Linked DNA regions of Homo sapiens: all the other regions are linked to region 3. Evidence: chromatin contacts called from ENCODE Hi-C or POLR2A ChIA-PET data. All regions are on one chromosome and are shown on one strand. The core of a region is the stretch at or near the end of the contact, and the rest is flanking DNA. Distances in the headings are between cores, read along the strand shown. Region 1 holds the start of CD52 (CD52 molecule). Region 2 holds the start of NUDC (nuclear distribution C, dynein complex regulator). Region 3 holds the start of RSRP1 (arginine and serine rich protein 1).

The links. A loop is a pair of places that touch in the nucleus more often than their neighbours do. ChIA-PET counts read pairs that join two places held with the same protein, here RNA polymerase II (POLR2A). Pooled maps may share reads with other maps.
Region 1: a loop to region 3 is called in a pooled map, with 4 times the contacts of the local background. The contact joins the promoter of CD52 here to the promoter of RSRP1 in region 3. A Hi-C loop is called at or near these places in 4 of 50 pooled maps. POLR2A ChIA-PET finds 5 or more read pairs at or near these places in 3 of 52 experiments (CD4-positive, alpha-beta T cell, GM10248 and GM12878).
Region 2: a map of naive thymus-derived CD4-positive, alpha-beta T cell shows a loop between it and region 3 (13-fold over the local background). The contact joins the promoter of NUDC here to the promoter of RSRP1 in region 3. A Hi-C loop is called at or near these places in 2 of 168 maps with a recorded cell type or tissue (CD8-positive, alpha-beta T cell and naive thymus-derived CD4-positive, alpha-beta T cell) and 5 of 50 pooled maps. POLR2A ChIA-PET finds 5 or more read pairs at or near these places in 1 of 52 experiments (Panc1).

What each region holds. Positions count from the first base shown.
Region 1 is chr1:26,315,697-26,319,776 of GRCh38, forward strand. It overlaps CD52 (CD52 molecule), which reads left to right and starts at 2,262. Exons shown (of 2, transcript NM_001803.3): 1 at 2,262-2,375. The coding sequence starts at 2,322. It also overlaps a transcript of UBXN11 not described here. RefSeq lists a silencer at 2,052-2,244 and enhancers at 2,319-2,388, 2,519-2,668, 3,042-4,027, 3,169-3,268.
Region 2 is chr1:26,919,312-26,923,577 of GRCh38, forward strand. NUDC (nuclear distribution C, dynein complex regulator) reads left to right here and starts at 2,432. Exons shown (of 9, transcript NM_006600.4): 1 at 2,432-2,618. The coding sequence starts at 2,538. RefSeq lists a silencer at 2,179-2,328 and enhancers at 2,459-2,578, 2,699-3,240.
Region 3 is chr1:25,244,395-25,248,752 of GRCh38, forward strand. It overlaps RSRP1 (arginine and serine rich protein 1), which reads right to left and starts at 3,060. Exons shown (of 5, transcript NM_020317.5): 1 at 2,915-3,060; 2 at 2,050-2,635; 3 at 756-907. The coding sequence starts at 2,569. RefSeq lists enhancers at 1,851-2,575, 2,576-3,300.

The DNA.
Region 1 (4,080 bases), core at 1,012-3,511, 1.1 Mb after region 3:
TCGCTCAGGCTGGAGTGCAATGGCACGATCTCGGCTCACTGCAACCTCCTTCTCCCGGGTTCAAGTGATTCTCCTGCCTCAGCCTCCCGAGTAGCTGGGATTACAGGCATGTGCCAGCACACCTGGCTAATTTCTGTATTTTCAGTAGAGACAGGGTTTCACCATGTTGGCCAGGCTGGTCTAGAACTCCTGACCTCAGGTGATCCACCCACCTCGGCCTCCCAAAATGCTGGGATTACAGGCGTGAGCCACTGTTTCCTGGCCTTTTTTTTTTTTTTTTTGAGACAGGGTCTTGCTCTGTCACCCTGGCTGGAGTGCAGTGCCACAATCATGGCTCATTGCAGCCTGGGCCTCCCAGGTGCAAGCAATCCTCCTGCGTCAGCCCCCAAGTAGCTGAGACTATAGGTTTGTGCCACTATGCCCGGCTAATTTTTTTTTTTTTTTTTTTTTTTTTTGAGAGATGGGGCCTTCCTATGTTGCCCGGGTGGTCTCAAACTCCTGTGCTCAAGTTATCTGCCCGCCTCAGCCTCCCAAACTGCTAGGATTACAGGCGTAGCCCCTATGCCCAGCCTCTGTTTTTTTCTTTGGACTCAGCCTCAGCCAGATCTCCCCTGGGCTTGCAACACAAGGCCCAAAACAATAGAAGAGAAGTGAGGGGAGTTTTCCCTTTACTACCTAGCATGTAAATGAGGCCTAAAGTAGACTAAGGAAGGGAGAGTGTGAAGGGAGAGTGGGCCAGAGCTGGGGTTGTGGTGACCAACTCCTGGGGCCTGGGGGGAGTTTGTGTAGGGGAGGGGGAGGGAGTGGCAGGGAATCAAGACTTAATGGATGAATTCTAGGGCAGCCCCAGAGGTTACATACATGGCTGTGGCTTCAGACAGACCTGGATTCAAGGTCAAATGAGACTGGCTCCACCATTTACGACCTTAGCAAGTCACTTAACATCTAAGCCTCAGTTTTTTCACCAGTCAAATGGGGATAAACATAACACCTGCTGCAGGGCACCACAGAGGGTATCAAGTGAGGGAATGCATAAAGCATGGAGCACTATCCAGGCAGCTGTGGGATTCCTCTCATCCCCCCACCCCTCCCTGGGCCCTCACAGCCACTCTCTCACCCCAGTCCCCTTCCACTGTAGCTTAGTCACCCACTTGTCCCTTCCCTCGCTCCCCTCCCATTCATCCTCAGCTAATACAAACAACCCATCTGCTTGCTACTTTCTCTACCAAAATCACAAAATTCTAGGTCTTGGCTGGGCGCGGTGGCTCATGCCTGTAATCCCAGCACTTTGGGAGGCCGAGGCAGGCGGATCACTTGAGATCAGGCATTCGAGACTAGCCTAGCCAACATGGTGAAACCCAGTCTCCGCTAAAAAAAAAAAAAAAATACAAAAAATTAGCCAGGCATGGTGGCACACACCTGTAGTCCCAGCTATGCGGGAGGCCAAGGCAGGATAATTGCTTGAACCCAGGAGGTGGAGGTTGCAGTAAGCCGAGATCATGCCAGTGCACAGAGCAAAACTCTGTTTAAAAAAAAAAACAAAAAAACCAACAACAACAAAACAAAACACTAGGTTTTAACAAACTTCAGAAATAATCTATTTCAGTCTTCCCAGTTCCTTGAAATGAGGAACTGAGGCCTAGAGAGGGAAAGCCCAACTGAAACCAGGCTTCCCGATTCCTCACCTCCAGCACCTTCACAGAAATCCACCAACCCTTCCACAATCTAAACATTTCCCAAGCTTTCATTCAGAACCTGCAGCCCATCTACAACCTTCCCTTGAAACATAAATCTATCCCAGCCCTTCTCCTTCAGCTCCTATACCCTGCCCCAATCTTCTTTAAACAACAAACTCATTTACGGAATATCTGCTATGTTCTGGCTCTTTTTAAATTGGTTATTATTACATGTAATCCGGCAGTTCTTTTGTTAAAGGGTCAGAGAGGTAGAGTTTCTGGCCCAGGGTCTCAGAGCTGGTCAGTGATTAAACCAGGATTCAGCCTGCAGGATGCATGATTCCAGGCCTTGGGCCCTACTTACTCCCACCGTTGCCTCTGGATTGACCTCTCTCCTATCTTGTACGATCTAGCCTGCTCCCCCAGCCAGGGCCTTAGAACCTAGAGCCTGGTATTATCCACCCCCAGATCTGCAGAAAGGAAGCCACACCCCTCCTCCACCTTGTAAGCCCTCCTTCCTCTCCCTACCTCACCCCGCCTCCTCTGCCTCCTGGTTCAAAAGCAGCTAAACCAAAAGAAGCCTCCAGACAGCCCTGAGATCACCTAAAAAGCTGCTACCAAGACAGCCACGAAGATCCTACCAAAATGAAGCGCTTCCTCTTCCTCCTACTCACCATCAGCCTCCTGGTTATGGTACAGGTAAGAGCAACGCCTGGCACCACTGCCAGGACTCCCCAAAGTTGCTTGGCATGGAGGGAGGGCATACAGGATGTGAGCTCCCAGAGACCCAGCCTTCTCTCCTGAGAGCACAGCAGATGGACTCCAACAGGAAAACTGGGGACACAGCGGGCCTGGCCGCCCAGCCTTCCAGCTCTTCTGGCTGGGGCTGCACTGCTTGCGGGCTGCCCTGAGAGAAACCTGTATCCACAGCTGGGGAGCACTTACAGGGTGCTAGGCGCGTTGGGGCACCCAAGGGGTGTTGTGGAATAATAGAGAACTAAGAGACTTGGGAAGACAACCCTGAGTGAGGAAGGCATCGGCCCACAGGGAGTCTGGGGAGATGGTCCTTTGGGGAGAGGCCAGGAGATGTCCAAGTGGAGCCTGCTGTGGTTATGGAGGTGACAGGGGACACTCTAACCCCCACTCCCCTGCCAGAGAGAAGCCTGGATGTTCAGGAATGCAAAGAAGACAGGACTCTCCCATTTCAGAAACAACTGGAGTCTCAAAAGCGACTGCTATTCCAGGAGGCAGCTTTGGTAGCATCCCAGGTGCCCAGAGGGGAGTCAGTACAGCAGACCGGAGCCATCAAGTTCTTGATCAAGAACAGCTTGATCACCATCAAAACCAGCTTAATCTCCATCAAGAACAGTTCTAGTTGCAGCTCCATCAAGCATTAAGGACAGCTCGATCACCATCTGGCCACTTCCCCACCCCACATCCAGCCACCCACGCTTTGCCAAGTGCTTTCTCACTCAGCCCTGGCTCATGTGACCTTCACAACTGTGATGAACTTCTCCCCACTCAGAAGATGAAACTGAGGCTCAGGGAAGCTAAGCCCTTTGCCAGGCTAGGAAGGTCAAGGGCCAGGGCTCCCCTGTCTCCCTCTATGCCAGAAGGGCTGGTCGCTGGGGAAAGGTGAAAAGAAAGGTTCTGTGACCGGGCACGGTGGCTCACGCCTATAATCCCAGCACTTTGGGAGGCCGAGGCAGGCGGATCACCTGAGGTCAGGAGTTCAAGACCAGCCTGGCCAACATGACAAAATCCCGTCTCTACTAAAAATACAAAAATTAGCTGGGCGAGCCGGGCGCGCTGGCTCGCGTCTGTAATCCCAGCACTTTGGGAGGCTGAGGCGGGTGGATCATGAGGTCAGGAGATCGAGACCATCCTGGCTAACACATTGAAACCTCGTCTCTACCATAAATACAAAAAGAAATTAGCCGGGCGTGGCGTGGTGGCGGGCGCCTGTAGTCCCAGCTACTCGGGAGGCTGAGGCAGGAGAATGGCGTGAACCTGGGGGTGAAGCTTGCAGTGAGCCGAGATCACGCCACTGCACTCCAGCCTGGGCGGGCGACAGAGCAAGACTCTGTCTCGGAAAAAAAAAAAAAATTAGCTGGGCGTGATAGCGGCTGCCTATAATCCCAGCTACTCGGGAGGTTGAGGGGTGGAGGTTGCAGTGACCCGAGATCATGCCACTTCACTCCAGCCTGGGCAAAAGAGCGAAACTCTATCTCAAAAAAACAGAAAGTTTCTGTGAAAGGGGGTGGACAGGGGCAGTGATCACCTCTGTCCCTGCCTGTGTCAAAGCAGGAAGCAGTCAAACATCCTGACAGGACCTTGTGGAAGAAGTAGTGGTCACATGGGGCAGAACTGAGGACTGTTTTATGGAGGTGGGCGGATGGAGGGC
Region 2 (4,266 bases), core at 1,182-3,681, 1.7 Mb after region 3:
TGTATACATGTGCCATGTTGGTGTGCTGCACCCATCAACTCGTTATTTAACTCCGCTAATTTTTAAATTGTTTTGTAGAGACAGGGTTTTGCTGTGTTGCTATGTTTTGCAAGTGTTGGGATTACAGGCATGAGCCTCCGCAGTCGGCCTGGATCTGCTTCTTGTTCCACACATAAACTTGTTTCTTTCACTGCTCACATACTTCCAGTTGTCCTGGGAATCATTTATATTGGGATAAGACTTCTGATCCTGTACAGCAAGGGTCATGAGGTACAGCAAATGGTAGGAATATTCCTGGAAGCCCTTTCCACACACCAGGACAGCTCACAATGACTTAACTATACACAAAAGTGACTGCCAGCCACCCAGCTATATCCCACCAAATCAATCCAAACTGAGTGTATTTCCAACTCAACTTCACCTTAGCTGGATCACCAAATCCTCATGGCATCTCTGATATCACCTGATTCAAGGGAAAGTGAGATAGAGTGGGAAGAAATAGTAGTCTTAACCAATTGCAATTTTAGAATTTTGCTTTTGCATGTTAAAAGAAAAAAAAATATGTATTTGACGCTATGAAGACATTGCTGGGGTTGCTCCCAGTGCCTAGGATGGGCCCGTGCAAGTGCAAGGCCCTGCCCTCAAGAGCCCTCAGTCTGAGGGAGAAGACACAGATCAACTCCAGGAATCTCTAATCTAAAGGGAGAAGTCTCTAGTCTGAAGTGGGGAACACGCAATTCCAACCAAAAGAGAAACCTAAAGGAAAAAAGGAAAGAAGAAGGCGTCAACTGTGTCAAATGCACCTGAGAAGTTGAGTAAGATAATAGTGGTTCATTGGCTTTGGCAATATGTAGCACTGTAACCATATCAGAGCCTTTAAAAAATAGACTAGAACAGGCCGGGCGCAGTGGCTCATGCCTGTAATCCTAGCGCGTTGCGAGGCCGAGGCAGGTGGATCACTTGAGGTCAGGAGTTTGAAACGAGCCTGGCCAACATGGTGAAAACCCCTCTACTAAAAATACAAAAAAAAATTAGTTAGGCGTAGTGGTGCCTGTAATCCCAGCTACTTGGGAGGCTGAGAATCACTTAAACCTGGGAGGCAGAGGTTGCAGTGAGCTGAGATCGTGTCACTGCACTCCAGCCTGGGCAACAGAGTGAGACTTGGTCTAAAAAAAAAAAGAAGAATAGATAGACTAGAATATACTGTAGAGAGATGGGAGGTGAGGGAGTAGAAAAACAAGCAAACAAGTTTGCTGCAAATGAGAGCTGAAAATTGGAGAGGTAGCAGCAGAAGAAAGTGGGGCCATGGAATAATAATATAAAAACAGGGCTGGGCATGGTGGCTCACACCTGTAATCCCAGCACTTTGAGAGGCTGAGGCAGGAGGAGTGCTTGAGACCAGGGTTTGAGACTTAGCCTGGGCAACACAGACTCCATCTCTACCAAAAAACAAAAAACAAAAAACAAAAAAAAAAAAACAGCAGGGCGTGGTGATGTGAGCCTGTAGTCCCAGCTACTCTGGAGGCTGAAGTGGGGAAGATGGCTTGAGTCCAGGAGTTCAAGGCTGCCGTAAGCCAAGATGGTGCCACTGCACTCCAGCTTGGGTGACAATGCAAGAACCCCATCTCTAAAAACAAACAAAAAGATATTAAAGCGTGTTTGTAAATTGAAGGGAAGAAGAAAGATATTTGTGATGCATAAGCTAAAAAAAGGGATAATTAACAGGGATAGAGTTCCTGAAAAGACTAAGATGATGAGATTCATTGCACAAGTGGAGGGATTAGCTTGGATGGCTGGGTCCTGTCCCCGCATTAACAGAAGTGAAGGTCAATTTCAGCACCTGTCATAATTTCCTGGGCCCAGTGCAAAATGAAAATGTGGGTCTCCTTATTCCAAAATTATTAAGAATTTCAAGACTATAACAGAAGGCCATGAAATCAAGCGTGGAGCCTTTCTAAGCCTGGGTGCTGTGCGACTGCAATTTGTACTCCCATGAAGCTGGCCCTAGTCAAGTACGCAGTGAGGTCGATGAGGAGGAGGCTGTCCTGTGGTAAGTCCCTTCTAGGATTGGAAGAGATGAGTAAGGCTACTTTCAGCTTCACTGCTCTACAAGCTGGGGGGGTCGCTAGCAAGGGAGAGGGGCAAAACTTGTCCCTTTTTAACTTCCAACCCTGCCAGATTTGAGTCCAGGGCTTTCTAGAAGTCTCCACGGCATCGGGTGACCATAGCAACTCATGCCAAACTCTCGGGCCCACGGCTCCGCCTACCGCTTCGTGGACGCGCTTGTTGATTGGCTCCGAATGTCGACCAATGGTCGGCGAAGCGGGTTGCTTGCCGCACGGTCAATGGCCGCAAACCGGGAGGAAGGCGGGAAGAGAGGAGGTGGAGGCGGGCCTGGGCAGCCGCGCGCGTGCGTGTTTCCGGCTCCGCTGCGGAAGGCGGACGACTAGAGTCGTTGGGCCCGGCGCGACCCGCAGGAGCGTAGAGAGCGCGGGACTAGAGTGCAGAGCTCCGGGACGTGGATCGGAGCCGGCGCGATGGGCGGAGAGCAGGAGGAGGAGCGGTTCGACGGCATGTTGCTGGCCATGGCTCAGCAGCACGAGGGCGGCGTGCAGGAGGTAACGGCCCGCGCGGCGTCGGCCCACCCGGCGGCCTTGGCCACGCTCCTTCCGCCCTTCTCTGCCTTCGAGGGCTGAGACCCACCCCAGCGGCTCGCGGGCTTCTGGGATGCCCCTACATTCTCACTGCGCCCAGCTTCCGGCCTGGCCACCCGCCAGCAGGTCTCACCCGGTTCGCATCAGTCCCGGGCCCCCGGCGCCCCTCAGTAGTAGCAAATTATCGCATCCCTGAGCTTAGGATCCCCCTTTAGTTTCACATATGCCCCCACCCCCGTTTCCACTTTGATGGCGGCTTCCAAGGAGCATCCCTTAGTAAGAACCGTCGCAAATATCGTGATTTGGATCCACCAAGGCTTGGGGCGAGCCGTCGAATGTGTGTGGTAGGGGAGCGGGCTGATGTTAGCACGTGGTCTTGTTAGGCCTTGAATGGGGGAATAGGAGGCCTGTGTTCACGATTAGTTTCCACCACCTACCAACTTGGAACCTTTACATCTCTCCAAGCCTGAGTTTCCTTATCTGTGAGACAGCTGCGAATACCGGTTTCCAGAGAGTAGTTAAGAACCGTAAGTTCTCAGTAATAAGGCTTTTTCATTCAACAAGTATTTGTCGTGTGATTGATGTGTGTCCCACACTCGACAATAAGGGCCAACTGTTACAGATTCTGGAGTTGGTTTTTTTGGAACAAACACAAAGTTAACGGTAGAAAAGTCTGTCAGGATCAGAACTCTCATTCTCAGAGCCAGAGAAGTGGCAAGGATTTGCCTAGATCATGCAACATGGTTCTCACCTAGACAGGTCAGTGTGCTTCCCAGAGTCCATGGCTGATTGTGTCTTACTGGAGGTAGGTTTCCATTGAACTTTCTATTCCTATGTAACCTAGGTGTCTGGTGACCAAGGACTTCTAAGCCCTTTGTGGTGGGGAGAGTGTTTCTCATTTGCAAGTGTGAAAAGCCTTCCTGTCTCCATTCCTCTAAACTGTTCGCACAAAACTGGATTTGGGAGCGAGTTCATTTTTGAGCAAATTGAAAAACTGTCTAGAAGCAAGAACGGAAACCATTGAGATATGTTCTAGCATCAGATTTAATCAGATTTAGACCCACTCTTGGGCAAATAAAGGGTTTGTGTGTGCTGACCTTGAGTCACCACTAGATTGTTTCATTCAGCAAGAATTTTACTGATTATGTACCTTTAGCCATATCTGGTGCCCAGCATTGCAGGTGGCAGACAGACTAAGCCATGGTTCATGGTTCCTATTTGTAAGGTGTTTACCCTCTGCCAGTGGGTCTCTTGCTCTGTGCCATACATTGCTAAAGGCCTCACCTCCTTGACCTCATGATCCTCACCAGGTCCCTAGAAATAGGTACTGCATCTTATTCCTGTTGTACAGAGTTAAGAAACTTCTGCAAAGTCAAAAGGTAATATATGTCCATCTGATACTCAAACCGTTGGCTACACTTGTACTCCAGCCAGAATTAATCCATCTTATCCTCCTTTGAAGTGGCTTCATTTGCTCTCCTCCTTCTTGCTTTGACCCGGTAACTTAGCCAGTGTCTTTTTTTTTGTTTAGACAAGAGTCTCTCACCCAGGCTGGAGTGCGGTGGCACGATCTTGGCTCACTGCAACCTCTGCTTCCCGGGTTCAAGTGATT
Region 3 (4,358 bases), core at 1,810-4,309:
AGTGTGTGAACATAAACTTCAAATTAAACCTCTGATGCTTTAGCCCATGTATCAATTACCAACAGATTTTCTTCATCAATGTCTGCAGACCACATTCATGATTTCTATAAGACAGAAATAGAGCAGATAAACTATACTGTATATGCTGAGTACAGAATTTGTGGGAACATAATGCTGCAAATGAAAGCTACAAACACTCTGTAAATAGCTTAGAAAAACTAGTAATAGAAATCACCAAAGTACCAGCTAATAACGGTGTTATAAGAGTACACTGTTAACTGAAAATGAAAAAAATAAATGTATTTTTTGAGACAGGGTCTCGCTCTGCTGCCCAGGCTAGAGTGCAATGGTGCCATCTTGGCTCACTGCAACCTTAGCATCCTAGGCTCAAAGATCCTCCTGCCTCAGCCTCCCAAACAGCTGGGACTACAGGCATGCACCACCATGCCTGGCTAATTTTTGTATTTTTTGTAAACACGCGGTTTTGCCACATTGCCCAGGCTAGTCTTGAACTCCTGGACTCAAGCCATCTGCCTCATTACAGGCATGAGGCACCATGCACGGCCAAATAAAGCTCATTAATCTCCCATTTTCATGGGTTTGACATTGCCTATCTTCAGATTTGCTACTTTGAATTTAGCACATTATATACATCTCTAGACTTCCCAAAAAGTATAGTCTAAGATATAAGTGGCTAATCAGATTTGACAGTTGGCTTTCTGAAAGTTTTGTTCCGACAAACCTAGAATACTTACTTCAGGCTTTGCACCATTACTTGATACACCTATTCCACGGCTTGTTTCTTTGGCTGAAGGAACAGTTCTGAGACTAGCTGGCAAGTCAATGTTGGTTGTTCCTAGAGCTTTCGCTGCATTGGTTTTTGCTATTTCTAACAGCTCCATTCGATCTAAAAAAAAAAGAGAGAGATTTTAAAATACTCATTAATCTGGTAGTTATTTCCCAAGAGAACTCAGAATTACACAATAAATATGTTATTTTGTGGTATTAAATATATTAAGTCACTTGTTTTATAATAGGTAAACTAAGGTTGCCCTTGAACACTAGTAGCTGCGCTGGTCCACTTTATACTTGTTTTTTCTCCCCCTTACTAAATGCAGATAGAAAGTACCACAGTGTTTGAGAGACTGTAAACCCCAAGTGTGCGCGAGGGTTCCATATGCATCCTGGCACCAATCCCCCGAGTGAACAGAGGGACAACTGTGTAACTTTATTCACTGAAAATTCTATTCTCCAGCTCATTTCTTGCTGAAAAGAATAAAATTCTTAAATTATCTCAACAATTAGTTTTGTTTTCTTGACTAAAGGCCTGAGCGTCCTATTATTTTGTCTTTTTGTTGTACTTAATTTTCTCTAGCTAATAGTGATATTATTTTGCTTTCTCTTCAAAGATGTATTTCTGAAAACCAGGTTTTTCTGCTGTAGATTCTTTATATAATTATCACAACCACTGAACCAATACTGATACACTACTAAAGTGTATTTCTACCACCACCCCCGGCTAATTTTTGTACTTTTACTAGATAGTGAGCTATGTTGGCCAGGCTGGTATGGAACGCCTGGCCTCAAGTGACCCACCCGCCTCCGCCTCCGCCTCCCCAAGTGCTGGGATTACAGAGGTGAGCCGCCGCGCCCGGCCTCCTAGGTCACTTAGGATACTCGACAATCCAATTTTATTCAGTAATAATGTCAACTAAAAGAAGGCGTGTTTTGATATTGTTCTTCCCAATCACGTTAACTTAGAACCTTTAACTTAATCATAACATTTAAAAGGCTCCACCCACTAAGAACAGTCAGCCAATAGGAAAAAAAGTTCCCTACATCCTGAGCCATTTAACATCCAGTTGACCTTTAACCCTAAAGAGAATGCTGTCCACTTAAATACAGGTAATGTCCTCCCTCTTTCCTCCAAAAAGATTTCGGGCACTAAAGGAACTAATATTGAAACTACACAGCAACGTTGGTTCCCTAGCCTACTCATATACTGCCACCATACATTACCACAAATGGAAAGGTAAATGACCCACCCACCTTTTTCACTTAAGCGAAAGGGGGTTCTGCTCCGCGACCTCGTCCTGGATCTGTCCCTCCATCTGCTGTGCTCCTCCGGGTACACTGTGCGACCAAAGCCGTAGTAGCGCTGTCCCCGCGCGATCGCGTACGCCCTTCCGCAGTACGACCTTCCCCGAGAGCGCGACCTGCTACGGGACCGGGACCGGTACCGCGAAGGAGACCGGTAGTATCTCCTGGTGAACCCGTAGCGCCTCTCTCGGTAACGGCGGCTGCGGGATCGCGACCGGCTCCGCGAGTATGACCGCGAGTAGCGCCTGTACTTCCGCTGGTGGCGCCTTCGGGAACGGGACCTGGACTTGCTCCTCCGACTCCTGGACGAAAACCGGCTCGAGACGCGGGAATGGGACCGAGAGCTTCTGGAAAAAGAGCGGCTCCTAGACCGCGACGACAGCCGGCTGGACCCGCCCGACCGCGAGGTCGAGGGCGAATCCTTCTCCTGCGGCGAGCCCGGCCACATGTCGTTCACGTAGTTGGACATCTTCACCTGCGGCTTTAGCCTGCGCTTTCTCCGGAAAGGATCCCGCAAGCCTCAACTCAGGACTTCCTAAAAAACCAAGAGAGAAAAAACAAGTCGAGTCGCGGAAGCCGGCGCCTGGCCACCCGGAAGCCACAGTCGGGGAACCTCCGGGAGGCGGAGCCACGGCGCGGGCGGCGACCGCCGCGACAGGAACCGAGCCCTAGAAACCCCGCTCGGCGCCCTGAGGCCGCGGCCTTGAAGCGAAACGCTGCGTTCCCCAAACGCGGGGCCCGGCACGTTTCCCGTCCCTCACTCCTGAGAGACCACTGCGGTGGTCCTGAGAGACCCCGTCAGCAGAAAACTTACCGCACGCCGTCGACGCCTCCCTCACGACTGAGAGAAAGGCTCAACAGACGCCTTCCTTTCGGAACGTAAGACGAAGTGGGGCTTTTAGTCCCTGCTTTCGAACGGCGAATTCCACAACCTCCACCTCCTACGTCCGGATGCGCACTGAGGGACTACGTTAGCAGACGCGTCAAAAGTACCAGAAGCTGGCCCCCGGCGCATGCGCAGAGATGTTCCGTGGTGGGCGCGGCTCTTCTCTTGCCCAACCACCGCCCTGCCTCCTCCCTCCCCAAGCCGCGCCCTGTGCCTCGAGCGCTTGCCTCCAGGGTGCGCATGCGCGATGGGGCTCCAGGGGGAGGTGTTTGATACATCAGGGTGTCCCGTTGCCCTTGGCTTCCCCCCTGATCTGAGATAATTGCGGGACCGACCCAGTCACCAGAAAACTTCGAAGATGGAACGGCCCCGCGTGGGGCTACACCAGGCTCTGGCCTCACTGCACGGGCGGGGCTGGACGTCAGTGCCGGGCGGGGAGTAGGGCCGGGAGAGGAGCGGCTGCAGGCTGGAGAGGGCTCGCAGCCGGGCTCGGAGCTGGGGCCGTCTGACGGGCTGGTGCCCACAGGGTCGTTGCCGCCACCCACCGGCAAGTCGCAGACCCGGCCTGAGCCTCCCTGGACCCTTCCTGGCCTCTTCCTCCTGTCCTAGGTACCGCGGCGCCAGGAGAAGGCGACCGCGTCCACACCCCGCCATGACAGAGAGGGGACCTCACCCTCCCCCGGAACACCCCAAGACCCCTGGAAATGCAGTATTAACGTAGAAAAGATGTTTTACTTCCATGTTTTGGCTAGGAAGGTAATAAGGTCGAGACAAAATAAAAAGACTCAAAACTGACCTTTAATCTGGGGATAATAATGAAGTCTGCGATATCTCTTCCAAAAACTGTGTTTGGTGTGAGTGTAAACAAAGGTGACTATTTTACTTCTAGGGATCTACAAATGGGATGCATTTCAAACACTTCTTGTAATAAAGCATAACAATTGCCTTGAAAATTGTGGGTTAATTGCCTTTTTTTTTTTTTTTTTTTTTGAGACAGGGTCTCACTCGCCCAGGCTGGAGTGTGGTGGGGCCATCACGGCTCACTGCAGCCCAGGCTCCCGAAGAGCTGGAACTACAGGCATGCACCACCATGCTAATTTTTGCACTTTTTTACCCACGGGATCTAACTGTGTTGCCCAGGCTGGTCTCCAACTCCTGGGCTCAAGCGATTCTTCCGCCTCAGCCTCCTGAAGTTTTGGGATTACAGGCGTGAGCCACTTTGCCCAGCCTATACACTTCTTTACAAGTACATTTTGACAAAAGCCACTTTCTTTAGAGGGAGACACAAACTCACTCATCTCTTGTTCATCTTCACCCCACATCTCCGCAGTTCATCCACATCTCCTGAGGATGCATCATGATGGAAGTAGTT